2 separate regions of the Homo sapiens genome follow, and region 1 is linked to region 2. The links are chromatin loops, found by intact Hi-C in ENCODE. Cell type or tissue: endothelial cell of umbilical vein. All regions are shown on one strand. Links, peaks and the distances in the headings refer to the core of each region. The heading gives the core; the rest is flanking DNA. Region 1 overlaps HPGDS (hematopoietic prostaglandin D synthase). Region 2 has its middle 22 kb from the start of HPGDS.

Evidence for each region. A loop is a pair of places that touch in the nucleus more often than their neighbours do. Peaks named below come from ENCODE experiments on the same cell type or tissue, not always from the same donor. Only the 100,000 strongest peaks of a DNase experiment are listed, where the experiment ranks them.
Region 1: a loop joins it to region 2, with 3 times the contacts of the local background. A loop is called at or near these places in 1 of 110 quality-filtered maps.

What each region holds. Positions count from the first base shown.
Region 1 is chr4:94,298,083-94,313,857 of GRCh38, forward strand. HPGDS (hematopoietic prostaglandin D synthase) reads right to left here. Exons shown (of 6, transcript NM_014485.3): 4 at 10,552-10,661; 5 at 4,064-4,162; 6 at 453-1,562. The coding sequence ends at 1,398. Among named protein-coding and RNA genes, the nearest start is that of HPGDS, 37 kb to the right of the region's middle. In endothelial cell of umbilical vein, for the core only: no CTCF peak of the experiment used is centred there; a DNase peak (open chromatin) is centred at 8,829; H3K27ac peaks cover 423 bases.
Region 2 is chr4:94,357,370-94,373,144 of GRCh38, forward strand. It overlaps the pseudogene RPL35AP11. Among named protein-coding and RNA genes, the nearest start is that of HPGDS, 22 kb to the left of the region's middle. In endothelial cell of umbilical vein, for the core only: no CTCF peak of the experiment used is centred there; DNase peaks (open chromatin) are centred at 6,112 and 8,142; H3K27ac peaks cover 3,032 bases.

The sequences.
Region 1 (15,775 bases), core at 6,897-10,896, 58 kb before region 2:
GAGAGGCGTCCCTGCATTGATTAAACACCAAGGGAAGGCTGCCTTCCCAGTCCGTGACCGGCGCCGGAGTTTTGGGTCCACGGATAAAACGTGTCTCTTTTGTCTCTACCAGAAAATGAAAGGAATTGAAATTAAGAGAAGGGAGAGATTGAAGTGTAGCGCCAAGATTGAAAGGAGAAAGAGGTTGAGGGATAGTGAGGGAAGTTGGAGAAGAGAGTAAAAAGAGGCCGCTTACCGGATTTGAAATTGGTGTGATGTTTCTTGGGCTGGGCGGTCTGAGGACCTGAGGTCATAGGTGGATCTTTCTCACGGAGCAAAGAGCAGGAGGACAGGGGATTGATCTCCCAAGGGAGGTCCCCCAATCCGAGTCACGGCACCAAATTTCATACGCGTCCGTGTGAAGAGACCACCAAACAGGCTTTGTGTGAGCAACGTGGCTGTTTATTTCACCTGGGTGCAGGTGGGCTGAGTCCGAAAAGAGAGTCAGCCGAGTTTTATGAGTTCTATATAATTTTGAATAATAGTCTTTTGTCAGATACATGTTTTACAAGTATTTTCTCCAAGTCTGTGGCTTGTCTTCTCCTTCTCTTGATCTCTGGGGTATCTACATTTTTCTCATCACAACAACTTTATTCATGTCAGTAAATTCATCTTTACAAGTTTCTCTGGCTGCATATCTAGAGCCTTTTGAGCCGTGTCAGATTCCCACAGTCAGCTCTTTTCTCGATAACTCTTTATATTCAGTTTGAATTTCATTCCAGGATTATCAGTTTTTGTTCCTTTGCTGCACTTTCATCTTTGTTGGGGAGTTCCCTCTTTTGATTCATTTTTGTAAAATGTCAAAGGGATTTATCACTGGGCCACAAGCAGGCAATAGCAATACAACTACACACTTTGCTATCTATGCAGGAATAACAGATGTGCAGTGACCTCTGGCAGTCTTTGATAGAAGTGACTGGTCATTGGTCATGATGTACATAGGTTATTTACACAGCGATATGTGAACTGGAGAGCTACTAGCAAAGTTTGTGTTTTATGCAATTACAGGTAATTGTGGTAGCTGAAGTCCAAAACATTTTGGGGGAGGGGAAGAATGGTGTTGCTAAACCATTATGACTGCAATTCGTGCATGTTAGAACCTGTGCAAAGCAAGGTCTGCCTGTATTACATACTATTTTTCTGTAATTGTAAATGATGAGAAGCTATTCTGAAAGAAAAAGATACTGAAGAAAGATTTGTTTTTATTTTCCTTTTTAAAAATCAGAATATGGCTAAAGTGAAAATCTTAGTGGAGCTGGGGAGGGAGCATGTGGATTATCTGGCAGGCTGATGTAGCTGTCTTATCTGATGAGAGAGATGCCCCCGAGAAAAACAAACTTGAAGGCAACATGGATCAGCTAGAGTTTGGTTTGGGGCCTTCGTTTTATCCAGTTAGCGACGGCAGGAATGGCTTGGACTTTCTTCCGTAAAGTCACCAGCCTTGGATGGTTGTCTAACAGGTCAGGCTTAAAGACCAAAAGTGTGGTACTGCAAATCTCCCAGTAGAAGTCTGCCCAAGTTACCTAGTTTAAAGGAAACAAACTTTTCATTTGAACATAGAAAGTGTAGCTGTATCAGCATTCCAAAATTGAAATTAGTTTCTTAATCTAAAAGATTCAAAACAATCTTGTTATTACAAAAGCAGAATGTTTATATGATAGAAGTTCAGAAAATTACTGATATCACACTCCAGCAATCAGGTTACTACTATTAAACATTTTCGTGTATAAGATATTTTTCTATGCTGATAGATGTTGTTTTACTAACATGAGATCTTAATGGTACATACTCTTGTAACCTTGTCCAGTCTCCACCTCTCTGTGACAATACATTTTCCTTATCCAATAACCAATACGTATTTTTCCATCTGTTCTAAAATTGCCCTTTACAGGACAAAGCAGGATCTATTCCAGGTCTATGCATTTGATCTGCTTATGTCCATTAACTCTTCAAAGCAGTACCCTTTTTTTCACATCACCAAATTATTGAAGATTTCACACTAGTCCTACAGAATGTTCTATCTTCAGGACCTTTGTATTTCATCTTACCTTGTTCCTTTGTACTACGTAGTATAAAGGAAGGTGCAGGTTACTCTTAGAGGGTATATAATTTCAAGTGAAATATTTGTGGCTAAAATACATTATATTGTATCACATAAAAAGAATATATGGATGTCTGACCATTAGGGGTATGCCAAGATTGGCCACTGGATTAGTGATGACAGCCTGGTCCTACCATTGTACAGTTGTATGTTTTTATCTTTGTGTTAGAAACTAATCTGTATGCTGTTACTTTGGCTCCATATGATTATCAAAGAGTGAAGTTTAAATGTGGCCCACTCTTTTTTCTTTTTGTATAGAATTTAATAAAGCTGATTGCTAGTGCCTCAGGAACTTATTAAACATCTGTCAGCCAAGAGAAGCTACTGGCTGGAAGACTCAGAATTCAGAATAAATCCAGAATTTATTCAAATATTTATCAAGCACCTACTGTGTGCCATGCCCAGGTTTAGGTGCTGGAGAGCAAGGTAGGATGCAAGCCCTTCTCTCATGTAGCTTTTATTTTAGAAGGGAAAAGCAAATATGCAAAATGATAGGGGTTAGGAAAAAAAAAAAGTGAAGTCATGTGATGGACTATGACATGGTCAGAGAGGACTTTTTAAGAGGTGACACGTAAGCCCAGGCTTAAATATAAAAAAAGATTAAGACCTGCAGTGAGCAATCTGGGGATTAAGCGTTCCAGGTATAGGGAAATGCGTAAAGGCCCTTAAGTGGGAATGTGAGTTAGGTCTGAGGGACACACACACCAGTGTGGAGCACTGTGAAGAAGGGAGAGAGTGCCCAGAGATGAGATCAGAACATCATTTACAAAGGAATCTTAATAGAAAATGAAAAATAAATTCTTAGAAATTTTTCAATAGGGCAGGGAGAGGAGCATTTTAGTAAAGGCTATGAGGGGAGTCAGAAGAAATGAAGGGGTATGTGAAGAGGTTGAAAGTTGAGAATAAAGATGTGGCAAATGTAGTTCTGTATCACCCAGAAGGGCTGAACAGGGCAGACAGCAGAGTGTCAGCATGCTACAAAAAAGCAGTCTTATCTCCCAAAATGCAGTCTCCCTGAAGGTAGAGACCTCCACCTACCACAACTTGTAATCAGGTTTAGATTTGAATTTTTTGGCAAGACTACTAGGTGGTAGTGTGCCTAGTATCTGGTTGTCTAACTTTTTTGTGATTATTGATGGTCCATGCCTACGCCAATTAATTTTTCTGGGGTTGGAAAGTGGTGATAGTTTATTTCAGTCTTTCTTTCTTATCTATTAACTGGAATACTTTCATGAAGACAAACTTTTTCCAACTGATCGAGATATAAAATGCTTCATAATTTATCCTGATATAAAATACATATGAGTTTATACTGTTAGCTGTAGTTCAAGTTCAGGAATGGATATTTACTTGACCTTACTCACCTTACATCTCTATCTCCGTTCTCCCACATTGAAGATCCTGGTTCTCAGTGACATCAACACAATTTATTTTTGTACCCACAATATAATTATAATAATACCAGAAAAAAAATACCAATAGTTTGTAGTACCACCAACAATATGATTACTGAAAATAGTATATGATTTTTTGTTGTTCTAAGCTAAGAGATATCTGTCTTAGATGTATAATCAGATTAGTGTGTTTTACAAATGATACTTCTTGAAATAGTTCTTCTCTAGTAGAGTACATATGTATTCTGTGTGTTCTCTATGCACCTCTTTTGCATAGTTAGGTTCATTTACTTTGCTTTGATTTTTAGGATAGCTTTTTAAGTTTTCGCTGCCAATATATAATTATATAAAATATGGTTCCAAAGTCAAATCTATTTTTTAAAAAGGTTTATTTAAAGAAGTTTAACCTTTGTTCTTGCTGTAAATTCTATCCCCTCCCTATAGGTAACTTTTTTTCAGTAAGTTTTTATACTTCTATTGGTTTGTCCTTTTATTTGCTTGAATTTTTTAAGATATAAAACATACTCACAGAGTTACCAATAAGCCATTCTCTCCCCCCTAAATATGTGTCCAAGTCTTGCATAAGATGAGGCGCATTATACGTGAGCAGCTCATTGAACATCTGCTCCTAGGAGAAGGAGAAAATATCACTTTAAGAATAATGAGAAGAAAAGTAACATGATCTGAGGAGGAAGTAGATTTCTCCATCTTTATTCTCCCACATGAATTCAAGAAGAAAGAGAAGTAGCTAGATTTTTTATTCAAATTTATGACATGGAGATTTAGGTCTGATTCTCTATAGATGTGAGTCATCTCTTTATTGCTCATGGATTAAAAAAATAGTTTTGTGTCACCAGTTCTTAGTTTCTTTGTGTATAATGACTAAATATTTTACCCACAAAATCTTATTTTTTCTTAAATTTACTAAAGTGAAATGATTCTCTTGTCTTTTTAGATTCCTAAAATTTCCCTCTTTCTTAACCTAGCTTTTTTAAAGCTAAATAATGTAACTGAAGGTAAAGAAATTTATTTTATTTCGTAAGGCTAGACTCTTCTAGTTTGGCAGTTCTTCGTTTCACTATTGCGTTTATAATGAATCATGATCTTGGGCCTTTATGTATTTTCTCATTGGACTACCATTGTGCCTCATTATCAGATTTGTCCATCTTGAATATCATCTACAAAATGCATCATCTAGTTATCCCCTCTTGATATATAAACAAATATTATTTAAAAATTAACATCCTTAGGAAAATATATATAAAACATCCATTTTTTTAATTGTCATCATTTTTCTACTTAAAGCTCTGAAGACCAAATAATTTACTCAAGGCCTCTTTCTTGATAAGAGATGTTTGTTTATATATAAGAATTCTGCCTGTTTGAGTCTTGGTTATGAAATAGAAGCCAAACTCAAAAATATAAAATGTATATATCATTTATTAATATGTCTAAATGATCTATAATGAAATCCAACCTTTATTAAGATAAGTCAGATAGTGGATACTGTACCAATTTGCTGATTTACTTGCTGTTATGATTATGACTTAGCTAGATGGTATATACTACCACAACATAATGCCTTATATTTAGAATACAATTTGCAAAAGCATCCTTACATACAGGTTGAGCCTCCCTAGTCCAAAAATCCAAAATGCTCCAAAATCCAAGACGTTTTGAGCATGCGCATGATGCCCAAAGGAAATGCTCAGGGGAACATCTCAGATATCGGTTCTTGAGATTTGGTATGCTCAACCAGTAAGTATAATGCAAATATTCCAAAATCTGAAGAAAACCCCAATTCTGAAATACTTCTGGTCCCAAGAATTTCAGATAAGGGATACTCAACATGTACTTACATATGTTTGCCAGATTTAAAAACCGAAGCTTATAAAGCTTGTCATTATTTTGACTTTATGTTCTTTCCCTTGTTCTATAAAGTGCTCTGTGGTCAGTATGTTCATAGTTTTAAAGAAAACATTAGTTATGAGTCTTTCTGCTGCTTACACAGAATTTGTAATCCCATTGAAGGGCAGTGAGTCGATAACCATGTGGTGCTTGCCACAGATCTGCTCACCTCAGTTGGCATCAGTCAGAAAAGTAATGGCCAATTTGATTGTTGGACAACTTTCCAAAAACTCCTGTGTGCACTCCTGGCAAATTCTGTTCTTCTAACGTGCATTTCCAGAGCTTCAGGTGCACCAATGTTTGTGTATATGCAGAGTCAAATAAAACTCTTATATCTGTGCTACTGACTTCTCCTTGAGCCCAGATTGTCTTTGTAAGTTTGGTGAATTATTTCAGTCTAATGAAATGTAAATTAATAAACAGTGTAATTAGTATTTAAGTTTCATTTTAAAGTACAATCAACCAAAATAACATAAAGAAGATAAGATTTGATTACACTTCTTTTTTTTTCCAGATATATTTTAAAAAACACATTTCCTGATCCATCCTAGATAGCCACTCCTTTACTTGATGGATTCAGAAATTTCTAGCCTCCCTTTTCAGAGGAGGTTTTTTCACCCTGAGAATTTGTTGCTATGAAAGTTTAACAAATGACTTTTAGAGAGGTTCGTATATTTCTCAAAAGCATTTTCAGATATGCACTACCAAAATTATTTTGTGTTGGAACCACGACATCAGAATGTCCTCAGGCCTTCTCATTCTTCTTCCCCATCCTGTTCTTTAGATGAGGAAATGGAAACACAGATACATTAAATAACCAAAGTAACACTAATGGTGAGTTCAAGGATTGTCATGGTGACCAATATCCAAAGGCATCTTTTGCTTTTAATTCTTTTTTTATTGGAAATGGAATTTTTAGTAATAAATACTGTAAAATTGTGTGTATTTGGTAGATTTTTAAGGTGTATATGACAAGAATATATTCACTATCCATCTTAAGTGCATCAATATTCTGCCTTTGAAATTTTCACCTGACCACAAGATGGCAGCAATGTAGCCCACTACCAACAGTCTAAGAAATGAAATACAGAACAGTGCATTTTTCATTATATATTAGCCAAGTCCTGCTTGTTAATTAGATAGTCTATAGCTATCAGCAATGTTTCTGCAACGTGTTCTGCCTTTGTATGATTTAATCATGAACTTGGATTGCTGTGTCCTTTGAAATTGTTTTTTTGGAATTGGTGGTATGTAAGAGAGTTGTTATTCTAATACAAAGGTAGAGTGTTACTCTTATCATAAATGTTCGAAGAATATTTTCCTCTGGGAGGTGGTCTCTGTTATGGAGCCTCAGCCACAGAAAGGTAGAAAATAGAAAAGTAGAGAAGAGCAAACTGATAAATTGATAGACTGCACATTAGGGGGGTGTTTGGTACATGGAACAAAAATCTTTAGACACTTCTAAATTGGAGAGCATCTGTTTCTACATTTATAATGATATGTAAAATACAGATGCCATGTCTGACAAATAGTAAAAACAATTAACACCAAAGTATATAACACTATTAATTATAATAGTTAATATTTAACACTTCCTACCTAGCCATAGGCACATATGCTAACATTTAATCCTGCCAACATACTTCAAAGTAGAGCCTGTTGTATTCCCACTTTACAAAGAGTTTGAACTATAAATAGGGAGTTAAGTGACAGCTAGTAAGAAGGGAATCAGGATTCAACCTGGCAGTTTGACTCCAGAGCCTAAATGTACTTATGTCAAAAAGTTGTATTTCTATCATCAAAGCTGAGCTTCATTATTTCCTGGCTAGGCCTATATATATACGTGTGTGTGTGGGCAGACCCTACACACCTTACATTTATATCATGGAGTTAGTCAATGTAAATACTTTTGTGTCCGGATATCTCTATTCAAATCAGAAGGTGCTAATTAAATAGTATTTACAATAAATACTAAGTAGATAGTATGTGCTTAAATATGTGCTTAAGTAAATTGATAAGACTGCCTGCTATTTGTGCTGTGGCTTTCGACTATAGGCTTTAGCTTTAACATGTACATAAATATTCATGCGCAGCTGTTTTGAACAGCTGCTTGCACTGTGGTATTATACCCAGTGGTTAAGAACCTGGGGTTTGAGTCAGTGACGATTTGAATTCCTTCTGCACCACTTCTAGCTGAACAATTTTGGGTAAGTTGTTTACACTACATGAAACTCTTGTTTTCTTACTTGGAAGATGAGGATAACAGCAGTTTCATTCTAAAGGAATGCTTAAATTAGTTACTAATTTAAGCAATTGTATACCTAGGTGATGAGGCTATGGGATCTAAATTCAGCTGTCTGGGCTCAGTTCACAGTTCTGTCAGTTGTGTGACTTTGGGCAACTCTGTAACTTCTGTTTCTCAGTGTCTTCATCTGGAAAGTGAGCATGACAATAAAAAGCACTTATCTTGAAGTGGGAGGAGGGCTGACTGAGATAACACATAGAGCTGAGAGTAACACAGGCACATGGTGTGCATTTGATGAGTGTGGTTCTGATCACTTATTCAACAAGTGTGTAATGCCTACTATGTAAAAGGCACTGTGATGGCGGTGGGGGATCAGTTGAATAATACAGACATGATTCCTACCCCACGATGCATCCAGCTTGAGGAGACAAACAACAAACAAGTAATCACACACCACCTGCCAGTCTCTTTAAAATAGAGACTGTGATGAGCGTCCTAAAGGAAACCACTAGAAGCTGTAATAAAGACGTCTATTTAGAATTCTGCATAAAGATGAATAATTTGACAAATATATATCATTTTGCATTCATCTCTAAACCACAGTAATGAATATTTTTAAAAAGATAGAACCCACAAGGAAGTGGAAAGAGAGGAGATAAGAGCAAACAAAATTTGAAGCTAGTAAGCAGATGGGTGAATGGCACCTGTGAAGGGAAAGCCAAGAACCAATCCTATCAACAACACAAAATCCTTAAATGGCTCAGGAAATGACCGGATATGTCTAGAACTGGGGTTAAGGAGGTTTGGGAGGGGATAAAATGAGGATTGGTGGAAAACTATTAAGCGGTTTTAGCATGGGATGTTCTTCATTTTACATTACTAGACAGCTGTCCCTTCCCCATTCTTAGCGGAAAACAGCCTAAGAATTTTTATAAATTTAGAAGCACAATATCAGAAATTTAGAACTCAAGGACTGATGAGAAATGCTTTCTAAAAGTAATGCAGAAAAGCCAAGAGACGGGAAATAGGAAAAGAGCCAACCAACATCTGAATTACTGGAATTCTACTATAATGGAACAAAGAAAATAAAGGGGGAGGAAATCATTAATGAAAGAATTAAAGGAAATGTCCTTGAACTAAAGGACATGGGTCCCAGATTGAACGGAATCACCAAGGAAACAGCACAATGGATGAAAACAAGATCATACCAAGACTCACCATTGCAAAATTTTAGAACTCTAAGGGCACGTGTTTTGTAATCTTTCAGAGTGGAAAAAAAATAGGTCACATACAAAAGGTCAGTAATTACATTGAATTCAAACTTCTCAACAGCCTTTCAAATACTAATGAAAAACTACTTTCATCAGAATTCTACACCCAGTCAAACTATAAACAAGTTTGAGAATAAAATAAAAACATCTTTAAACAAATAAGGCCCCAAAAGCCCCAAACTTTTATTTCCTATGACCAGTAAGCTCTTAGAGGACTGTTCCACAAAAGCAAGGAAAGAAAACAGGAGAATGAACCCAGGAAAACATAAAAAAAAAAAAAAAATCCTGGGTAATAATAAAGATCTCAGGATGACAACTGTGACCAAGTATCTAGGACAACCATACCAGAGCGAAGCAGTGTGACTCACAAGATAGACATATCCATGCCATCTGTCATAATCATATCTGCTGTCATCAAGCCTTCATTTTAACTTTTGGAATACTAGAGGATGTGCCCCCAAATAAACAATGGAGTAAACAAAGAAAGAAGGCAGCATCCAGGAACAGGACTCCAGCTCCATAGAATGGCATCACTGGAATAACAGCAAAGGGAATTCCAATGATGACAGCTGTGCAGAAAACCTGGAGAACTCCACAAAGAATGGAAGTCTCCTAGAGAGCGCTCCAAGAAATATTGGAAATAACAGATGAACTGACACTACGTTGACCTTGTGGAAAATCGTATTGGCAGGCTATTGGATACTGTGGAAAGTCAGCAGTAAAAGTGAAAAGAAGCAAAAGAAAGCAATTACTAATTTTAAGGAAGAAAAGTGAGAAAGAAAATATAAAAGCATACTACAGTGCACAGTTCTGTGCATTATTTGCATAGCCTACTAATCACAGGATAATTAACCAAAAAATTTTCACATCACAATATTGGGAGCTTGGTGAAAAGGAAGCAGAAAGGATGACTATGTAAGAGAAAAATTGTTATTTCAGGTTGAGATCCCTTATCCAACATGCTTGGGAACAGAATTGTGTTGAATTCCAGACTTTTTCAGATTTTGGAATGTTTGCATATACATAATGAGATATATAGGGGATGGGGCCTAAATCTAAAAACCAAATTCATTTATGTTTCATTTACACCTTATACACATAGCCAAAGGTAATTTTATACAGTATTTTCAATAATTTTGCACATTTGCTAAAGTTTGTGTTAAGTACTTACATGTGGAATTTTCCACTTGTGCTGTTATCTTGGTACTTAAAACGTTTTGGAGTTTGGGGCATTTTGGACTTCAGACTTTCAGGTTAGGAATGCTTAACCTGTACTATCATAAGTCCTGAGAAATCATTTACAATTGGTCAATCAGAGGAAGTCATATTTATTTATCCTATAGAAATATGGAAATGTGTAAATCCTAAAGAAACTGCTAAACAAAGTTTTAAAAGGGTTGCATCTGGGGAGGAGTTAATGTGAAGGGGTACAATAGGGAATTGCTGTACTTTATTTTAAACTTTTAAAATATAATTTGGTATTTTAAAATTATACATATTCTTTTGATATTAAGGAACTTTCTAAGGCACCTAACACAATGTCTGGCAGGTGGTATATAATTAATACTAGGAATAGCAAATGGATCACATTACTTTCACATCTTGCTTTTTCTCTGCCCAAGGAAAACATGACATGAAATCATCCAGAGTGTCCACAATAGCATCAACATGACATTGTTCCATTTCTGTGTTTCCAGCCAAATCTGTGGAATAGAGAGAGGCCCATCAATATGTTTAATTTACTATATTAAAAAGTTTGTTTTTAACAGATAGTATACTCATATGGTTGAAAATTCAAAGAGTGTAAAACAATATCCAGTGAAGACTAGCTTCCATCCACCACATTTTGCTCCCTTACCTACCTACCTTACTGGTACCACTTTAATTAGTATTCTACATTATTTCTTTATGAAAATACAAGCAAATAAAATATATATCCCACTAGATATGCTTCCTCATCCCATGTCCCCTACATATCTTTCTTTACAAGTACCCAAAGGGTGTACTTGCTTTTTTTTTTTTTTTTTTTTTTTTTTGGCTACATAGGGATTCATTGAGGTAGATGCGCCACAATTTATTTTTTTATTTTTTTAATTATACTTTAAGTTCTAAGGTACATGTGCACAACATTCAGGTTTGTTACATATGTATACATGTGCCATGTTGGTGTGCTGCACCCATTAACTCGTCATTTACATTAGGTATATCTCCTAATGCTATCCCTCCCGCCTCCCCCCACCCCACAACAGGCCCCGGTGTGTGATGTTCCCCTTCCTGTGTCCATGTGTTCTCATGGTTCAATTCCCACCTATGAGAGAGAAGAGTGAGAACATGCAGTGTTTGGTTTTTGGTCCTTGAGATAGTTTGCTGAGAATGATGGTTTCCAGCTTCATCCATGACCCTACAAAGGACATGAACTCATCATTTTTTATGGCTGCATAGTATTCCATGGTGTATATGTGCCACATTTTCTTAATCCAGTCTATCATTGTTGGACATTTGACTTGGTTCCAAGTCTTTGCTATTGTGAATAGTGCTGCAATAAACATACGTGTGCATGTGTCTTTATAGCAGCATGATTTATAATCCTTTGGGTATATACCCACTAATGGGATGGCTGGGTCAAATGGTATTTCTAGTTCTAGATCCCTGAGGAATCACCACACTGACTTCCACAATGGTTGAACTAGTTTACAGTCCCACCAACAGTGTAAAAGTGTTCCTATTTCTCCACATCCTCTCCAGCACCTGTTGTTTCCTGACTTTTTAATGATCGCCATTCTAACTGGTGTGAGATGGTATCTCATTGTGGTTTTGATTTACATTTCTCTGATGGCCAGTGATGACGAGCATTTTTTCATGTGTCTTTTGGCTGCATAAATGTCTTCTTTTGAGAAGTGTCTGTTCATATCTTTCGCCCACTTGTTAATGGGGTTGTTTGCTTTTTTCATGCAAATATGTTTGAGTTCTTTATAGATTCTGGATATTAGCCCTTTGTCAGATGAGTAGATTGCAAAAATTTTCTCCCATTCTGTAGGTTGCCTGTTCACTCTGATGGTAGTTTCTTTTGCTGTGCAGAAGCTCTTTAGTTTAATTAGATCCCATTTGTCAATTCTGGCTTTTGTTGCCATTGCTTTTGGTGTTTTAGACATGAAGTCCCTGCCCATGCCTATATCCTGAATTGTATTGCCTAGGTTTTCTTGTAGGGTTTTTATGGTTTTAGGTCTAACATTGAAGTCTTTAATCCATCTTGAATGAATTTTTGTATAAGGTGTAAGGAAGGGATCCAGTTTCAGCTTTCTCCATATGGCTAGCCAGTTTTCCCAGCACCATTTATTAAATAGGGAATCCTTTCCCCATTTCTTGTTTTTGTCAGGTTTGTCAAAGATCAGATGGTTGTAGATGTGTGGTATTATTTCTGAGGGCTCTGTTCTGTTCCACTGGTCTGCCTATATCTCTGTTTTGGTACCAGTACCATGCTGTTTTGGTTACTGTAGCCTTGTAGTATAGTTTGAAGTCGGGTAGCGTGATGCTTCCAGCCTTGTTCTTTTTGCTTAGGATTGACTTGGCAATGCAGGCTCTTTTTTGGTTCCATATGAACTTTAAAGTAGTTTTTTTCCAATTCTGTGAAGAAAGTCACTGGTAGCTTGATGGGAACGGCACTAAATCTATAAATTACCTTGGGCAGTATGGCCATTTTCACAACATTGATTCTTCCTACCCATGAGCATGGAATGTTCTTCCATTTGTTTGTATCCTCTTTTATTTTGTTGAGCAGTGTTTTGTAATTCTCCTTAAAGAGGTCCTTCACATCCCTTGTAAGTTGGATTCCTAGGTATTTTATTCTCTTTGAAGCAATTGTGAATGGGAGTTCACTCATGATTTGGCTCTCTGTTTGTCTGTTATTGGTGTATAAGAATACTTGTGATTTTTGCACATTGATTTTGTATCCTGAGACTTTGCTGAAGTTGCTTATCAGCTTAAGGAGATTTTTGGCTGAGATGATGGGGTTTTCTAAATATACAATCATGTCATCTGCAAACGGGGACAATTTGACTTCCCCTTTTCCTAATTGAATAACATTTATTTCCTTCTCTTGCCTGATTGCCCTGGCCAGAACTTCCAACACTGTGTTGAATAGGAGTGGTGTGAGAGGGCATCCCTGTCTTGTGCCAGTTTTCAAAGGGAATGCTTCCAGTTTTTGCCCATTCAGTATGATATTGGCTGTGGGTTTGTCACAGATAGCTCTTACTATTTTGAGATACGTCCCATCTATACCTAATTTATTGAGAGTTTTTAGCATGAAGGGCTGTGGAATTGTGTCCAAGGCCTTTTCTGCATCTATTGAGATAATCATGTGGTTTTTTGTCATCGGTTGTGTTTATATGCTGGATTACGTTTATTGATTTGCATATGTTGAACCAGCCTTGCATCCCAGGAATGAAGCCCACTTGATCATGGTGGATAAGGTTTTTGATGTGTTGCTGGATTCAGTTTGCCAGTATTTTATTGAGGATTTTCCAATCGATGTTCATCAAGGATATTGGTCTAAACTTCTCTTTTTTTGTTGTGTCTCTGCCAGGCTTTGGTATCAGGATGATGCTGGCCTCATAAAATGAGTTAGGGAGGATTCCCTCTTTTTCTATTGATTGGAATAGTTTCAGAAGGAATGGTACCAGCTCCTCCTTGTATCTCTGGTAGAATTCAGCTGTGAGTCCATCTGGTCCTGGACTTTTTTTGGTTGGTAAGCTATAAATTATTGCCTCAATTTGAGAGTCTGTTATTGGACTATTCAGAGATTCAACTTCTTCCTGGTTTAGCCTTGGGAGGGTGTATGTGTCGAGGAATGTATCCATTTCTTCTAGATTTTCTAGTTTATTTGTGTAGAGGTGTTTATAGTATTCTCTGATGGTAGTTTGTATTTCTGTGGGATCTGTGGTTATATCCCCTTTATCATTTTTTATTGCATCTATTTGATTCTTCTCTCTTTTCTTCTTTATTAGTGTTGCCAGCAGTCTATCAATTTTGTTGATCTTTTCAAAAAATAAGCTCCTGGATTCATTGATTTTTTGAAGGGTTTTTTGTGTCTCTATCTCCTTCAGTTCTGCTCTGATTTTAGTTATTTCTTGCCTTCTGCTAGCTTTTGAATGTGTTTGCTCTTGCTTTTCTAGTTCTTTTAATTGTGATGTTAGGGTGTCGATTTTAGATCTTTCCTGCTTTCTCTTGTGGGCATTTAGTGCTATAAATTTCCCTCTACACACTACTTTAAATGTGTCCCAGAGATTCTGGTACGTTGTGTCTTTGTTCTCATTGGTTTCAAAGAACATCGTTATTTCTGCCTTCATTTCGTTATGTACCCAGTAGTCATTCAGGAGCAGGTTGTTCAGTTTACATGTAGTTGAGCGGTTTTGAGTGAGTTTCTTAATCCTGAGTTCTAATTTGATTGCACTGTGGTCTGAGAGACAGTTTGTTGTGATTTCTGTTCTTTTACATTTGCTGAGGAGTGCTTTACTTCCAACTATGTGGTCAACTTTGGAGTAAGTGTGGTGTGGTGCTGAGAAGAATGTATATTCTGTTGATTTGGGGTGGAGAGTTCTGTAGATGTCTATTAGGTCCACTTGGTGCAGAGCTGACTTCAATTCCTGGATATCCTTGTTAACTTTCTGTCTCATTGATCTGTCTAATGTTGACAGTGGGGTGTTAAAATCTCCCATTATTGTATGGGAATCTCAGTCTCTTTGTAGGTCTCTAAGGACTTGGTTTATGAAACTGGGTGCTCCTGTATTGGGTGCATATATATTTAGGATAGTTAGCTCTTCTTGTTGAATTGATCTCTTTACCATTATGTAATGGCCTTCTTTGTCTCTTTTGATCTTTGTTGGTTTAAAGTCTGTTTTATCAGAGACTAGGATTGCAACCCCTGCTTTTTTTTTGTTTTCCATTTGCTTGGTAGATCTTCCTCCATCCCTTTATTTTGAGCCTATGTGTGTCTCTGCACGTGAGATGGGTTTCCTGAATACAGCACACTGATGGGTCTTGACTCTTTATCCAATTTGCCAGTCTGTGTCTTTTAATTGGAGCATTTAGGCCATTTACATTTAAGGTTAATATTGTTATGTGTGAATTTGATCCTGTCATTATGATGTTAGCTGGTTATTTTGCTCATTAGCTGATGCAGTTTCTTCCTAGCTTGGGTGGTCTTTACAATTTGGCATGTTTTTGCAGGGGCTGGTACTGGTTGTTCCATTCCATGTTTAGTGCTTCCTTCAGGAGCTCTTGTAGGGCAGGCCTAATGGTGACAAAATCTCTCAGCATTTGCTTGTCTGGAAAGGATTTTATTTTTCCTTCACTTATGAAGCTTAGTTTGGCTGGATATGAAATTCTGGGTTGAAAATTCTTTTCTTTAAGAATGTTGAATATTGGCCCCCACTCTCTTCTGGCTTGTAGAGTTTCTGCTGAGAGATCAGCTGTTAGTCTGATGGGCTTTCCTTTGTGGGTAACCCGACCTTTCTCTTTGGCTGCCCTTAACATTTTTTCCTTCATTTCAACTTTGGTGAATCTGACAATTATGTGTCTTGGAGTTGCTCTTCTCGAGGAGTATCTTTGTGGCGTTCTCTGTATTTCCTGAATTTGAATGTTGGCCTGCTTTGCTGGATTGGGGAAGTTCTCCTGGATAATATCCTGCAGAGTGTTTTCCAACTTGGTTCCATTCTCCCCATCACTTTCAGGTACACCAATCAGACGTAGATTTGGTCTTTTCACATAGTCCCATATTTCTTGGAGGCTTTGTTCATTTCTTTTTATTCTTTTTTCTCTA
Region 2 (15,775 bases), core at 5,718-9,717:
CTAGGCATAGTTTTAGTGATTATCTGATTTCAAGCCCATTAGATGAGAAAGAAATGTCTTTTTAGTTTATCATACATTTTTATTTTAAGAGACAGATTCTTGCTATGTTGCCCAGGCTGGACTTGAACTCCTGGGCTCAAGAGATCCTCCCACTTCAGCATCCCAAGTAGCTGCGATTCTAGGTGCATGCCACCACGCCCAGTTTATCATAAAATTAATTCTAATTAAAGAAAATAGTGGGTCTTGTTATTTTCTCAACAATCTAGCATCCCCTTTCCCCATTCCACTGGGTTCTAATGGGGCTTTCCATCACATTGCTCTACCTTCCCAAACACAGAGATGGATACGTGACTTATGCCAAGTCAATCTGAATTGTAACTTTTCTATCAACGATGATTCATTTAATGAAAACAAATTGTTCTACAACTTGATGGGGTATCTCAGCAGATCCCAAGCTAGGATTCAGAGTCTGGCTGCAGGCATTGGGTCAATGAGTCAGCCCTTCATCCAAGATATTGACTTGAATTATTTCATAAGCATGAGAGGAGAACATTTTTCTATCAGTCTATCAGTGAGTGAAAGAAAAGGGATAGGAAGACAGAGAAAACTCAGGTTTGTGTTCTCCTTGCCTGGCCCCAAAACTAGATTTGTAGGGTTGCAGGAAGCAGAGAATGGGGGTCTTTTCATAAACAATTTTGTGAGTACTGCTTTGGATCTCTGTGTCAAAGTGTAGCACTGAGTTGGGATGAGGAGAGGATTCTATTTCTTGTACCATTTGCCATCCCAAGATTTCTCAGTTGCAGGAGCATCAGGACATGCACCCTTGTTGAAGGCAGCAACATTTTCCCATTCTCACATTGTTTAGCTAAGGCAGTGATCATGAGGAGACACTCCCTCAAGGTGCTTGTAGGTAACAGGCAGCAGCAACAAGGAAGGCAAGTCAGGAGAACCAGACCAGACTTGTTCTTACACACATGTGAGACATACTCTGGGGATGTTACAAAAAACTGAAGATTTTGGAAGAGGGATGCTAATAACTGTCAGTCAAGAAGGTGAGGCACAGAGCCTGTTAAATTTGGAAAAATTGATGTTAACATGACCTCATTTGTACCTTCATGCTGTTGTAAACAAGAGATGTGTGTGTCTGTTGGAGGGGGTGGGGTGTGGGGAGCTGGTGGGGTGGGATATTCTTTCAGTCTAGAACTATTTCTTGAGTGCCTTCTATCTGCCTGGCACTATTCCAGAAATCAGTGGTGCGCAAAATAAGCAAGTTTCCTTCCCTCAAGGGTTACACACCTAAGAAGTCTATGTGAAGTAGAAACAACCTGGAGCTTGGCTTTCCCTGATGTTCTAGAGTTCTGTGGGTGTTACACTCCATGTCATTTATGGATTATCAGGCTCTATGGAACTAGCTTCTAAATCAGAGTCAGTATCAAGGTAATCTCACTAACCCTCTAGCCAACTCAGTAAAATTGTAATGCCTGTCCCAAGCTAAACTCAAAGCATAAAGCTTTACTCCAAATTCAAGTAGTCATCCATTAGCTCTATTAATTCTATGCCTAATATTTGGAGGCCAGTGGTCTTGAAATGAAACGTATGGTTATTTAGCTTGGTTAGAGAGATAGAGACTGAATTCTTAGCCTCAAACCATTGGTTTTCTTTCTTTCACCTTTTTTCAAGATGTGTCTTTAAAAAATGGGATCACTGTGGCAATAGATCCAAAAATTATTTGATGAAGTGGAATATTGATCATTCAGGTGCCTAAGTACTGACACTATTTTTTAATTCTTACACTGTTTCACACTGAATGGAAATATAATCCAAGGTAACCTTCTGCTCATTGGGACTGCCTTAAGCCTTATGCGCAGTAGGGCTATTTATTAGTGATCCCAAGCAGAGAATTAAAAAACAAACAGCAAAGCATCCATTTGAACAAATTGAACTCATATGGTAAACTCAGATACACATTCTTTAAAGGAACTGTGAAGTAATCAAGAGTTTCTTCCAAAAGACATTTATAAGGAATCAAATGGGAAAAAGCCAAACGTGTATATATTCTAAAGCTACTCATCCTTTGGGATAGTGAAAAAGATCTGAAAATGGATAGTGGTGATGGCTATACAGCAGTTTGAATGTACACAGTGTAATGTCCCTAAACTATACATTTAGAAATGGTTAAAAAAGTAAATTTTTTGTTATGTATATTTTATCACAATAAAAATATTTGAAAAAAAAACCTTTCCATCCTGAGTTAAACCAGAACTTAAAAATATTCTCCAAATTGAGCTTGAACTTTCATCATATGTTATTTGGTTTGAGCCTTGAGTGACTACCACACCAGTGACTCTTTAGCGCCTGCCAAAATCTTTCTGAATGTATTTGGCTTAGTTTTAAATAATAACATTTATTGGATACAGAAAATATAACTCATGTCCTTTCCGATTCATTGAAATAAACAAATAAGTAAACATACTGTCCAAACTGAGCTCGGTTTTGAATTAAGTCATTATCATAAGCGCAAAGCAAAATGCCTGTTGTCTTTCTAGCATGTGTGTTCGATACTTGTATTTGTATTTGCCAGTTATTCCCCCAGAGATGTCATATGAATGCTTTTAATTTGAAAAATGTTGGACTGCTTTATCTGATGTCCAAACCTTACAAAAAATGTTTGCATGGAAAACTAATTAATGGTTCAATGTCCATCTTCAAGCCAAAGTATGTGCACAGCTCAAATGACGTTCAATTTTAGGCCATTGGGATCAATGCTTAATACAGAGTTGATGGTCCTAAGATCCTGGAGATTATTGTCAAGTATCTCAGCCAGGATTCTTAAGCCAAGTGGCTGTTTGCTTTTAACATAAATTTGACCTAGGTTTTCATCCATCACAGAATCAGGATATTGTTTTCCACGTGGTTTTGTGTGTGTGTTTGTGTGGTGAGACAGGCTATTATGCAGTGAGTCTATGCATAATTACTGAATTTTTTTGTTTCATTTTGTTGAATTTTTATTTAAATAATTTTCTGTTATGAACAATTTAATTCTAGTTGGTTATTGGTATTTTATTAATTTAAATATGTGTTTAAATCTGATCTGCATAAAATGATCACTACTCAACTAAATTCCAAAGGCTTATAACAAAAGAAATGTTTCAATTCCTGGTCAGTGATACTTAAGCGTTTTGGTTGTTTTCAAAGAAAAATTTCATCATCTTCTCCAGTATAGTCATATATATAACTAGTGGCACCCTATGTAGAATGCCACCATTTATGTTGATGATTCTAGTTAATATTTCAATCAATTATTACTGAATGATCTCCAATCAAATATATCAGTTCTTAAGAACATCATTGACTTTTTCTTTTGAGATAGATACAGTGGCCCTATTTTGTGATTTGATTAAGTTACTGTCTTTGATTACATCTTAGCAATACTCTTAGCTAACATAACTTACTGGCAGTAGGCATTGTTCTAAGTACTTCATATTAATTAATATATTTAATTTTCATAACTGCACTATGGGGTTTTGTATTATTGTTACTACTACTGTTATTCTTATAAGTATTTTACCACTACTATTATTTTTTACTATTTTTAATTATTACTACTACTATTATTATTCCTATTTGATAAGTAAGAAAACTGAGGATCAGAACTTGCTCACAATTACACAACTAATAATGAAAATAATATGGACTTGAACCCAAGCAGTCTGTCTTTAAAATCATTGCTCTTAATCCTTACACTATAATCCAGGCACATCCTCATAAATTTCCTACCTGTATCCAGCTTCCTCTCTTGGCATTTGCCTCTTAACACCCTATGTTCATACATTACAAAACTCATAGTTGTTTTTGCTTTATTTTGTTTTGAGCCTTTACAATACTTACTTTAGTTAGGGAAAATTATATGGTAGAGGGCAGAAAGGTGTTTCTGATTCACTTGCTTTGCTTCTGGGTCATGGTCTCCTTGTAGATTGTGACTTGCAGCCAATAAGGATTGCTGAAGTGACTTTGTCAAATGGAAATCAGTGTTTGCAGAAATGCGATAGAATAAAAGATATCACAAATATATTTTTAAATGTTCTGTATGGAACTACTTAGATTCCATATAAAGATAATCTAGGTAAGACCTGCAAGAAAAGCTGAGATCCAGCATCATTCATACTTTGTCTATGATGGAACTAAGTGTTGGTTGCAAGGCTGAGAGTAGAGGCTACCTCTCCTGACTCCCTATTTAATGCTCCTTCTTCTCGCCTCAAGAACTAATAGTCTAATAATGGGTGCATGGAAGTGAAAAGACAGTTATACAACTGGGAATGTGGTAGAGGTGAGCATAGAGTGGAAAATGAATATATGGAGACTAGAAAATATTTCCCAAAGGAGGAGATACAAACTTTAGAATTGACTAGGTAAAGGGGAGAAGGGAATGCTCCATGAGGTGAGAGCAGCATATTTTAAAATCCCAGGTCTGTGAGCATAGAGGAACTGTTCAGAGACTGCAAACAACCCAGGATGTCTGGGTAAGCTGGAAAATGAGAAAGGGGAAACTGGATATAGATAGGAGAAAAAAAATATGCCTACTATGCCATATTGAGGAATTAAAATTTTAGCCAGTCTTTTATGGATGACACTGGATGATTTTATACAAAAAAAAAGTGTCATTATTAGATTTGCATTTTAGGAAGAATGCTCTGTAAGAGAATGTGTTGGACTCTGGGATGGGAAGAGAGCTCTGTAAAGACTAATGACGGGGTGCAAAGAGACAAGAGGAAACTGTTGCAATGCAATGGAGAGGAAAGAGCAAATCCCAGAGACAGGAAGAAAACAGTGACATTATGAAAACACGTGCCTTAGGTATCTGTTGCATGACGCCAAGACAAAAAAAAAAAAAAAAAGCCAAGTGAAGAGCCCACTAAGAGGTTCATCATGAGGTAATTGTGAGAAATCCAAGTGGAAATATCTAATTGATATATGGTTCTGTGCATCTGGTGCTCAGAAAAAAATTCAAAGGCAAAATACAAATGTGGTCATTATCAATCATTTGTTTGAACAACATCTAGTAAGCATTTACAAAGTGCCGGTATTGTGATAGGCTCTGGGAATTCAGAGGAGAATCAAGTCAGATCCTATTCTTGTGTCTGTTTGTAGCTTACAGAGGAGGAGAGGAACATATGAAGAGTTAAGGGAAGGAAAGAATTTTTGGTTTGACCACACATTGTGTCCAGAGCACAATGCGATAGTTGTCTCTGGGAAAGGTAATCCAATGCAGTGCTCTGCAGTTATAGTCTCGGTGCCTTTGAAAAAATAATTTGCATAAATAATGAATTGCTATCTCACAATTCAATTAAGTTTCCTTTGGCATTTGACCCTGATTATTATTATTATTTCTGATGTCTCAGAAATAATAATAGTAGCTAACATTTATTGACTACACTTACTACATTTATTGACTACCTTGTCTACTACCTGTTAGATAATTTTCTCAGTATTTCAAGTGTATTTTCTCATTGACTCCTCCCAACAACCCCATAAAATTGGTACTATTATAATCTCTATTTTACAAATAAAGAATCCAAGCACAGAAAGAATAGGTGACTTGTCCAAGTACACTAGTTAGAAAATAGCCAACCTAAAATTCAGGCCTGCAGATTCACTTCAGGTCTGAATCTTATAGAAAAAATAAGAGTAACAGATTATAGGAAAGATAATAAAATGCTACTTTTTCATCATCGGTTGTGCATTCATGTTAAATTGTCTTATTTTGCTCTGCTATAAAATTCATATGAAGTTAATTTTTTTCAGAAAAACCTTTAATTTGGAATTACTTAATGGATTGAGAATCATTCGTATTTTTTGTGCCAGGGAGTAAAATATCTTCTTGATTTCCTTGATTGTGTTTGCTTTTCTTCATTCTCAACCTACCAAAATATTTAATGACCAACTAAGAATGTGACCACCCTCACTGTTACCATGTTAAACAAGCTTAGTCACAGACCTCTTTTTCCGGCTCCTTTATCTTTTATCTAAAAAAAAAAAAAAAAATCAAACTAGACTCATTTCCTTTTAGAACCTTTTTTTCTCTTATCTCTTTAACTCTAATTCTTCCATCAATTATAGCTTTTATTCCAGAGAAAAAATATAGACACCCTTAGCAAGAAACTCAGGGTGTCAACACTGTTGGTGATAAAAGTGATACAGCCTTGCGTTTCCTGTGGGCTGCTCGGAGAAAAAGTACATAACAATGTGCAAAAAGGTCCAGGATTGTCATGTTGAGTCTGCATTTACTTACCTAACTATAATGCTGTGAAGACACATAACTGTAAATTGTCCTAGTCTCCTGACTTTCTCTATTTTTGCTTTTAGACAAGGTCTGTCTCTGTCGCCCAGGCTGGAGTGTGGTGGTACCATCATAGTTCATCGTAACTCAAACTCCTGGGCTCAAGCGGTCTTCCTACCTCAGTCTCCCAAGCACTGGGATTACTGATGTGAGCCACCACACACCGCCTCTCCTGATTTTTATCTCCTCAAAAGAAATAAACAGGAATCATAAATTGTGTGAATGAATATGAACCATCTCACAGAGAAACAAACTCCAAAACTGCTAAATTTTCTTCTACAAGTTTCACTCTCTTAGTCTGGACCACAACACACTGGCTGTAGCAATTATAATCTTAAAACAAATTCAATTAATTATTATGTACTATGTTCCATGACTGCTGGTAATCATGTTTTTAAAGTTATGTTTGAACACTTGTTTGACTTTTTTGGGTCATGATTATGAAGCACAGTTAGTTTTTTTAACATAAATTGTTTTGGATCATGATTTTTAAAGCAAGGTTAAGAAAGCCAACTCAATGGCGTGCCATAACTAATGGTAATTTTAATTGAACTGACAATCAGACTTCAGGTTTGATGGAAATTGCCATCAAACTGTATTTGAGGACACAGAAAAGGAAGCTATCCTGAACATTAAGTTATATTATTAGAGACTGGTCTTCCTCACTCCACTCTTGCTGTTTCTTATTTATCTTGATTTGTACAATTAAATTAATCTTTCCAAATAGCAAAATAATTCTGTTATTCTTTGGCTCAAAACCTTTCGTAGCTCTTTATTGCATACAGAAAAGGAATCCAGTTGATTACAGCAGTGGTCTCCAAACTTGTTAAAAAATCAGCTATGACTAAACAAAGTAAGGAAAAAGAAACCATGCAAATATGTATTGCCTCTCTGTAAAATCATATATTACTATAATTATCTAATATCTAGTAGGATATCTAGTATAATTATCGCTTAGCACAGGCCTTATTGCTAACGATAGTAGATTAAATTCATCTCTCAAATGGCCTTCTTGATTGTTTGACTAATTTTATTAGACTACTTCCTCTCATATTCAATTAGATTATCATTTGCTTTTTATCTCTTAACATAGCTGGTCAAAGATGGGCAGGAAGAAAGTCAGCTTTGTAATTTCCTCGTTGTCTGTCTGTGCTTGCATTTTTAATATTTTCCATTTATGGCTCCTTTGCAGAGATCTTTTCACGTGTTGTCCATTTATGATTGTTTAAAACATATTGTATATCAGTGATTTCACATAAGCAGGCATACAGTATACAGCAGGTGAAGACTTTAAGGTCTGATAAGATATCCAGCCCTAACCTCTGTTTCCAGAAATATGGCAGTCTGATGTTCACAGAATTATTCCTAGTAGGAAGCACTGAACAATATTGTATAAAATACTTTTCAAAAAGGATTATTGATTAATTCTGGCAGAGGAATTAAAGAACCCTTCAGAGATTAGAAATAATAAGAACATGGAAAGTGAGCAATTTTTTTTAATTTTTGTGAGTACAATAGGTGTATATATTTATGGGGTACATGAGATATTTTGATACAGGTATACAATGCATAATAATTACATCAGGGTAAATGGGGTATCCATCACTTCAGGTATTTATCCTTTTTTCTTTTGGATTACTTTGTTTCGGTGTAAAATTCAAAAACTCCTTTAAAATAAGCCTTGCAACACTATAATTTCTGAGAATGAGCCTTACATTCTTGTCTTTAGTATCACTTCCTTCATGATTTTGCATTTTATATGTTATATTTACATTGGATACTTTCCACAAAATTATTTTATGATGAGAAGACTTCTATTTTCCTTGTACAATGGTTGTTAGCAAGATTGAGTTCCTCTTGAGCTGTTGGACTAAGGGCATCAGGTACTTGTTGGCTGCCCTCAGTTTCTTGTAATATGGGTCTCTCCACAGGGTAACAGGCTAGCTCACATAGCTGGGTCACAGGACTGATTTTTGGTTCTTAAGAAAGTGTTTTTTGGGTGGATAGTTTTCCAATTTGGTGTTCCTGTAGGAGGAACAATTGCTGGAGGCTTCTATTTGGCCATCATTTATGCCATCTATGCCTCCTCATTTATCCTTTCTTTGAGGTTACAAACATCCAGTTATACACATAACTAAAAGTTTAGTTAAAATAACTGAATTTTGAAATGTACAATAAATTATCGTTGACTTTAATCATCCTGTTGTGCTATTAATACTAGATCTTTTTTATTCTAACTATATTTTTGTACCCATTAACCATCTCCCCTTCCTCCTCCACCTCCGCTACCCTTCCAAGCCTCTGGTAACCATCATTCTGCTTTCTAACTCCATGAATTCTATTGTTTTACTTTTTTTTAAAGCTCCCACAAATCAGTGAGAATATACAAAGTTTGTCTTTCTGTGACTGGTTTATTTCACTTAACATAATGACTTCCAGTTCCATCCATGTTGTTACAAATAACAGGATTTCATTCTTTTTTATAACTGAATAGTATTCTGTTGTGTATACATGTGCCACATTTTCTTTATCCATTCATTTGTTGATAGAGACTAAGGCTGCTTTCAAATCTTGGCTATTATGAATAGTGCTGCAATAAACATGGGAGTGAAGATATCTCTTCAATACACTGGTTTCCTTTCTTTTAGGTAAATACTTAGCAGTGGATTGTTGGTTCAAACGGTAGTTGCATTTTTAGTTTTTTGAGGGAACCTCCAAACTGTTCTCCAAGTGGTTGTACAAATTTACATTGTCACCAACAGTATACAAGGATTCCCTTTTCTCCACATCCTTGCCAGCATTTGTTATTTCCTGTCTTTTGGATAAAAGCCATTATAACTAGCGTTAAGATGATATCTTATTGTAGTTTTAACTTGCATTTCTCTAATGACCAGTGATTTGAGCACCTTTTCATATACCTTTTTGCCATTTGTATGTTTTCTTTTGAGAAATGTCTGTTCAGGTCTTTTGCCCATTTTTAATCAGATTATTATATTTTTTCCTATAGAGTTATTTGAGTTCCTTAGATACTCTGGTTATTAATCCTTTGTCAGATGGACAGTTTGCAAATCTTTTTCCCAATTTGTGGGTTGTCTCCTTGTTGTTTCCTTTGCTGTGCAGAAGCTTTTTAATTTGATGTGATCCCATTTGTCCATTTTTGCTTTGTTGCCTGTGCTGTCTTGGTATTCCTCAAGAAATTTTTGCCCAGTCCAATGTTCTAGAGAATTTCCCCCAATGCTTTCTTTTAGTAGTTTCACAGTCCAAGATCTTTAATCTATTTTGATTTGATGTTTGTATATGGTGAGAGATAGAGGTCTAGTTTCATTCTTATGCATATGGGTATCCAGTTTTCCCAGAACCACATATTGAAGAGATTGTCCTTTCCCCAATGTATATTCTTGACATCTTTGTTGAAAATGAGTTCTCTGTAGATGTATGAATTTATTTCTGGGTTCTGTATTCTGTTCCACTGGTTTATGTGTGTGTGTTTATGCCAGTACATACTGTTTTGCTTACTGTAACTCTGTAGTATAATTTGAAGTCAGGTAACGTGATTCCTCTGGTTTTGTTATTTTTGGTATATTAACATCAGGTACTGTGATCACTCACCTGATTTTTGGTTCTGAAGAAGGTGCTCTTTTGTGCGGATAGTTGCTCAATTTGGTGTCCCTGCAGTGGGCAGAGTATGATCACTGGAGGCTTCTATTCAGCTGTCTTGCTCCACTGGGCTTTAATGGACCACTAATAAGGCCACGAGACAAACCTGGGGTTCTGACCAGAATACAGGTTTGGGACAGAGATCTTGGCATAAAGTCAGTACACTTAAAGGACGGTATCTATATTAGGTAAAATAAGAAAAAATAATGGTCCTCACAGAGAAAGATAGCTGCCACATTCTGAGAAGATTAAAAAAAAGAAAATTTCTCCTAATAATTTGTAATCACAAGCCTGCCCTCATATGGGTTTGTTGCCTAAATTCATAATATTTGCCCCTCTCCCAAAAAACACAATAAAAAATTTAAAGTAATTCCAGATTGTAGTGTTCTCTGAAAAAAGGTACATTAAACTCAAATAACAAATAATTCTCCCAAAGTTCCAGGGAAAATCAACTCATAAGAAAAAATTACTAAATAAAAATTAAAACAAGACACCATGAGTGAAAGTCAACGGAAACAACAAACTCCTATGTTAAAGTCTTTAAAACTATAAATGTTAGAATTGTTAACAAAGGAAAATATGAAATAAGTTTGTTTAGTATATTTAAAGATATAAAATAAATTCATTGAAAGTATGATGAAAGAGCAAATTATCAAAACTGATTAATAATTGTCAAAATTGTAATAATTGTAAAAATTGTCAAAAGAAGTGTCAAAAATGAAAAATATAATAATTGACATTAGCAAATCAATGTTTTGGTTAAATTGCAGATTGGAAATGACTGAAAGAGAATTAGTAAATTGGAAGAAAGTAGAGCTAAAGAAATTATAACAAACGTAATCTAGAGACTCAAGGATCTAGGAGATATGGAAGAACAAGATCAGAAACGTATGGAATAGATAGAGAAAATCATACCTGCATCTAATTGAAGTTCAACAAAGAGAAAGAGACTAGAGAGAAAATTTAAAGAGATAATGGCTGAAAATTTTCCAGAAATGATGACAGAAATCAATCCTCAGAGTCAGAAAGCTAACTAATCTAACAAAGAATAAATAAAAAGAAATATGCACATTATACTATAGAGGAATTTCAAAGTATCAAAAATAAGATCTTAAGAGTAGCCAGAGATAAGATACAGATCATCTTAAAATACAGATCATCTTAAAATACAGATTAACTAAGTTCTCAACTGCAAGAATAGAAATCCAATAACAGTGAAATAACATCTAGATGTTGTCAACCAGGTTGACAAGTACTCTATCCTTAAGCAGCACTTGGAAATGTGGAGTGTCTTCCTTGTCACAATGACTGGCGTGTGACTAGAAAGTTACTGTTCTTTGTGCCTCAATTTTCTTATCATTATGGGAGTAGTAGTATTTATCTCATAAGATTGTTGTGCAGATTACATGAGTTAAATATATAGAAAGCATTCATAATAGCACTTGACACATTGAAAGTGCTTGTAATGAAAAAAGGAGTTAAGACAACCAAGAATTGTCTCACCCAAATTTCTAAGAAAATCCCTCATTGGAAAAAACTGGAAACCTATCCAACTTCTTATACAACTCCAACTATTTTTCTCCATCTCACCTCATCACACCCTATCCTCCAGTCACTCTCACTTTTTCATCCAATAAATTTAGTTAGACAATGCCTAGTAGGTGCCAGGAACTATTCTTTGCATTGTTTTGTGATTACATAGGTTTAAATTTCACAAGGGCATATGTAGCAGAGACTGGCTAGATATTCACTAATTTCATTTTCTCTTCCTGGTCACATGAGATGATTACATTCCTCAGCCTCCCTTGCACTTGTGGTAGAGCTACACAACTGGGTTCTTGTTAGTGGAATGGTAGAAATCATGCACTCCACATCCAGGCCTGGCCACAAAACATCACATGCTATCGTTTCCTCAAGTGCTCTTTTTACTTATGAGCCTGCTAAGTGCGAAGTATCCAAGGGTGGACTTCTAGGAGACCAGAAGCTCTGAATCAGCATATCCAAAACACCTAATAAGACTTTGACATAAGCAAGAAATAAACCACTATTATGTTGAGCTGCTGAAAATTTTAATATGCTGACGAATGCAGCATAATTATTTCCTTTAAATCTTGTAAACCTAGAACACAGCACAGTGCCTAGTATATAGTAGATCTCTGTAAATATTTGTTAAGACAATAAAAGAAAGGAAAGAAAGAAAAATGAAAGAAAGGAAGAGAGGGAGGAAGGAAGAGAGAATCCACTAATAAATTTAACCATTCCTTATTTTATGTGAAGTGATCACTTTAACCTATCTACATCTCTAATTTTACCAGTCATGCCCTCCGTTTTGATAAGGAAGACTCCCTCCTCTGCCTCCTATTTATCTTCCTTAACTTATACACTGTAAGAAAATACAAGACCACTTTTCTCTCCCGCCATCTTGGATCCTATGGAGGCCTGCTGGGAATAGGACTTCTAAAAGGAAATATATCTGGAAGGCTGTTGTCCAAGCCATTTTGCGGTCTATAAGCGGGGTCTCTGGAACCAAAGGGAGCACACAGCTCTTCTTAAAATTGAAGGTGTTTATTCCCGAGATGAAGCAGAATTCTATTTGAGCAAGAGATGTGTTTATGTATACAAAGCAAAGAACAACACAGTGACTCCTGATGGCAAACCGAACAAAACCAGAGTAATCTGGGGAAAGGTAACTCTGGCCCACGGAAACAGTGGCATGGTTCATGCCAAATTCCAAAGCAACCTTACCGCTAAAGCTATTGGACACAGAGTCCGAGTGATGCTGCACCCCTCAAGGATTTAAACTAATGAAAACTCAATAAATGAAAGTGGATTTGTGCAAAAGGAAGGAAGGAAGGACCACTTTAGTGATAATGTTGGCTTTTTAGGTACTGTTCTTAATGGATTAAAGTAAGAGCATCTATTCAAAATTGTTCCTCAGACATTTCTTTTTCCAGAAGAAAAGCAATCCTGAGCATTTCACCATTGGAGCTGGAGTGGAAGTGATGCAGTCGGATAGGCTGGAGGCTCTGAATGAGGCAGGAGATAGTACACTAGTACTGAGACCCTGCAGATAAGATGAGCCCAGTAGTGGAATGGAAAGGACAAGCAGAGCTTTCAGAGGGTCACCTTCCCTTCCTTCCTTGCCCTCAGCCATCTCTTCCCACACACTCTCCACTGAAGTAGTACTAGGGAAATGGGTGTGAGGAATCTGAGCTAGCATAAGGGTAGGAACGGGGATAGAGGAAGAAAAGGAAGTGAGGTCTCAAGATCAGCAACTGGAAGGAAATAAGAATCTCTGTGCTCAGCACTGGCAATTTTTCCTGTGTAAGGGCTATTCGTAAATTGAGCTTAAAGACTTTTTAGGCTGTCTAATATACGTCGGAATGCTAACTTAATTCCAATACATACCATTAGGTGATCTCTAGTTAACTTTTACGGTTAAAATTGTTCCTAAGGTTTTACAAAAGGGAAAGTAAACCAAACACTTCACTTAATATTAAACCTGTCCACATTTGAAAACCACACATGTATTGTTTCATTTGTTGTTATTTTTCTTGTATTTCTCCAAGATTCCTTTGGAAATAATCACTGTTGTAAACTCACTGATGTATCCAAGGAGACAGTTAGAAGCCTAGTTTCAAACATATGGCAAAGTAAATACATAAAAATATTTGGAAATGAATTTTTCCAATCATAAACATTCTTATTAATGCTTGGGAAAGCACAAAAGACACTTTTATAGCTCTCTGGTGGTGATTTGATTTAAGACAAGAAAATTCTGGTAATCATTTTTCTCCTCCGTACTTTATAACTTTTGTTCTTTCTTATAAAGGAAAACATTTTTGTGGGACTATAGCTTAAGCTGAAGAAATGCCTATTTTTATATATCATATCACTCAAACCAATTTATATTCTGACTTTTTAAGGTGTCCCAGCATCAGAGTAATGTATAATTTTCTTTGGAACTCTTGACAAAACATTCTAATTCACAAGTCTTTAAACACTTCAAAAAGATTATATTTTCATAAATTTCATATTGTCTCTTTCCTGAAACAGCAACTTCAGTTAGGAAAATTTGCACACAGCTTTGGGAATTACCAGTTTGTAAGAAGCCCATGTGTTCACTACCACATTTCAAAATATATAGAGATGGTTTCCCTGGAATCCTCCCAGGAACTCCAGTTTTGGAACCATGAATATAGAGGACATACTTCAAGAGTGACCAGTGAGGAATAGGACTTCCTTGATGCAAGATAATACAAGAAGTTGGGAAGGAACTGGATTAGAATAGTGACTTTCAATCTCTAGCCCACCTGACTATAAGGGGTTTTAAAACTAAGTAAAAAGCCTATAATGCACATTAAATGCTACCTTTATTCAGAATAAATAAAATTATTTGCAAATATAGATATTAATAATGCTATGATTTCTGGAGATATTCTTAAAAGTAGTAAAATATCAAAGTGTTGCTGAACTCATGGTAGCTCTTGCTACTATCTGTTCCCCATCAGTTACTTTCAAGTAGAATATTGGTTTGATATCAAGTAGCTATGGTTTGAATGTATATGTCCCTTTAAAATCCACATTGAAACAATCCCTATTTGTGTGGTATTAAGAGATGAAGCCTTTTGGAAAGTGATTAAATCACAATGAATGAAATTATTGCCCTTATAAAGAGGCTTCAGAGAGCCACCTGACCCTTCCATCTCTTTCACCATGTAAGAACACAGTGAGAGGTACCATGCTGTAAGCAGACAGCGAGCCCTTACCAGACACCAAATCTGCTGGCACGTTGATCTTGGACTTCCCAGGTTCCAAGCTTTATTATTATAAATAATTTCTATTATTTATAAATTACCCAGTCTAAGGCATTTTATTATAGCAGCAGGAACAGACTAAGACAAATGTGTATCAGCCCCATTACTAAAACACAACCGGAGGAGGAGTTGGTCTGGCTGAGAACAGAGGTGTCCTGGGAGGTAAATAAATCTCTATTTCAATGGAAACAAATGGTCTTCACTAGATGTTTCCCATTTATCAATGACAGTTGTCATCCTTTCCTTCTACTGCCAATATATCTTGTTAATAGCTGCAGAGGTATGTACTGTGCTTAGTTACAGGTTCTTGTTTTTATTGACTGGAGGCCCTGCTACTCTCAGATAGACTTCTCTGATGACAATTGTCTGCACGGTTCAAATAATAAATAACCTTGCTTCAAACCCTGTCCTTGGCTCCACCAACCTACTAGAATATCCAGATGCCTCAGTTTGTACTAATGCATTTGTTGGTGTTTGCTTGAATTGTGTTTGAAGACTATTGAAACCCTTAGTTACCAGGCTTTCCTGCAAGACTTAATCTGTCTCATCACCTGCTACAGATGGAACTTGGGCCTATCCTACTCCAGTGGGAGGGTTTATTGCCATCCCTAGATTTACAGTTCCAGTAGTCAAGTGCCATACGGTGTCATAAACTGTAAGAATGGGCACCAAATGGAAATGTTCTCTAAAAGGTAATACAGTTCTTCGTTTAGAAAAAGAATGTTCCTTCCTTTCTGGAGAGTTCTAAACTGCTTTTTCTTCAATGTGCCCTCTACCTTAATTGAACTAAGCTTTCATCTTGCATATTTTGAGCCATGATAGGTTTTATTTCCATATAGGATGTTAATGAACCAGATTGTGTTAAATTTTCAAGTCTTTATCAGTAGTCTCCACACTAGGGCGCGTGAAGACTTCTCATGGGGGATGTGAACATGGAAAGTTTTAAGGGAATCAAGTTTCTTTT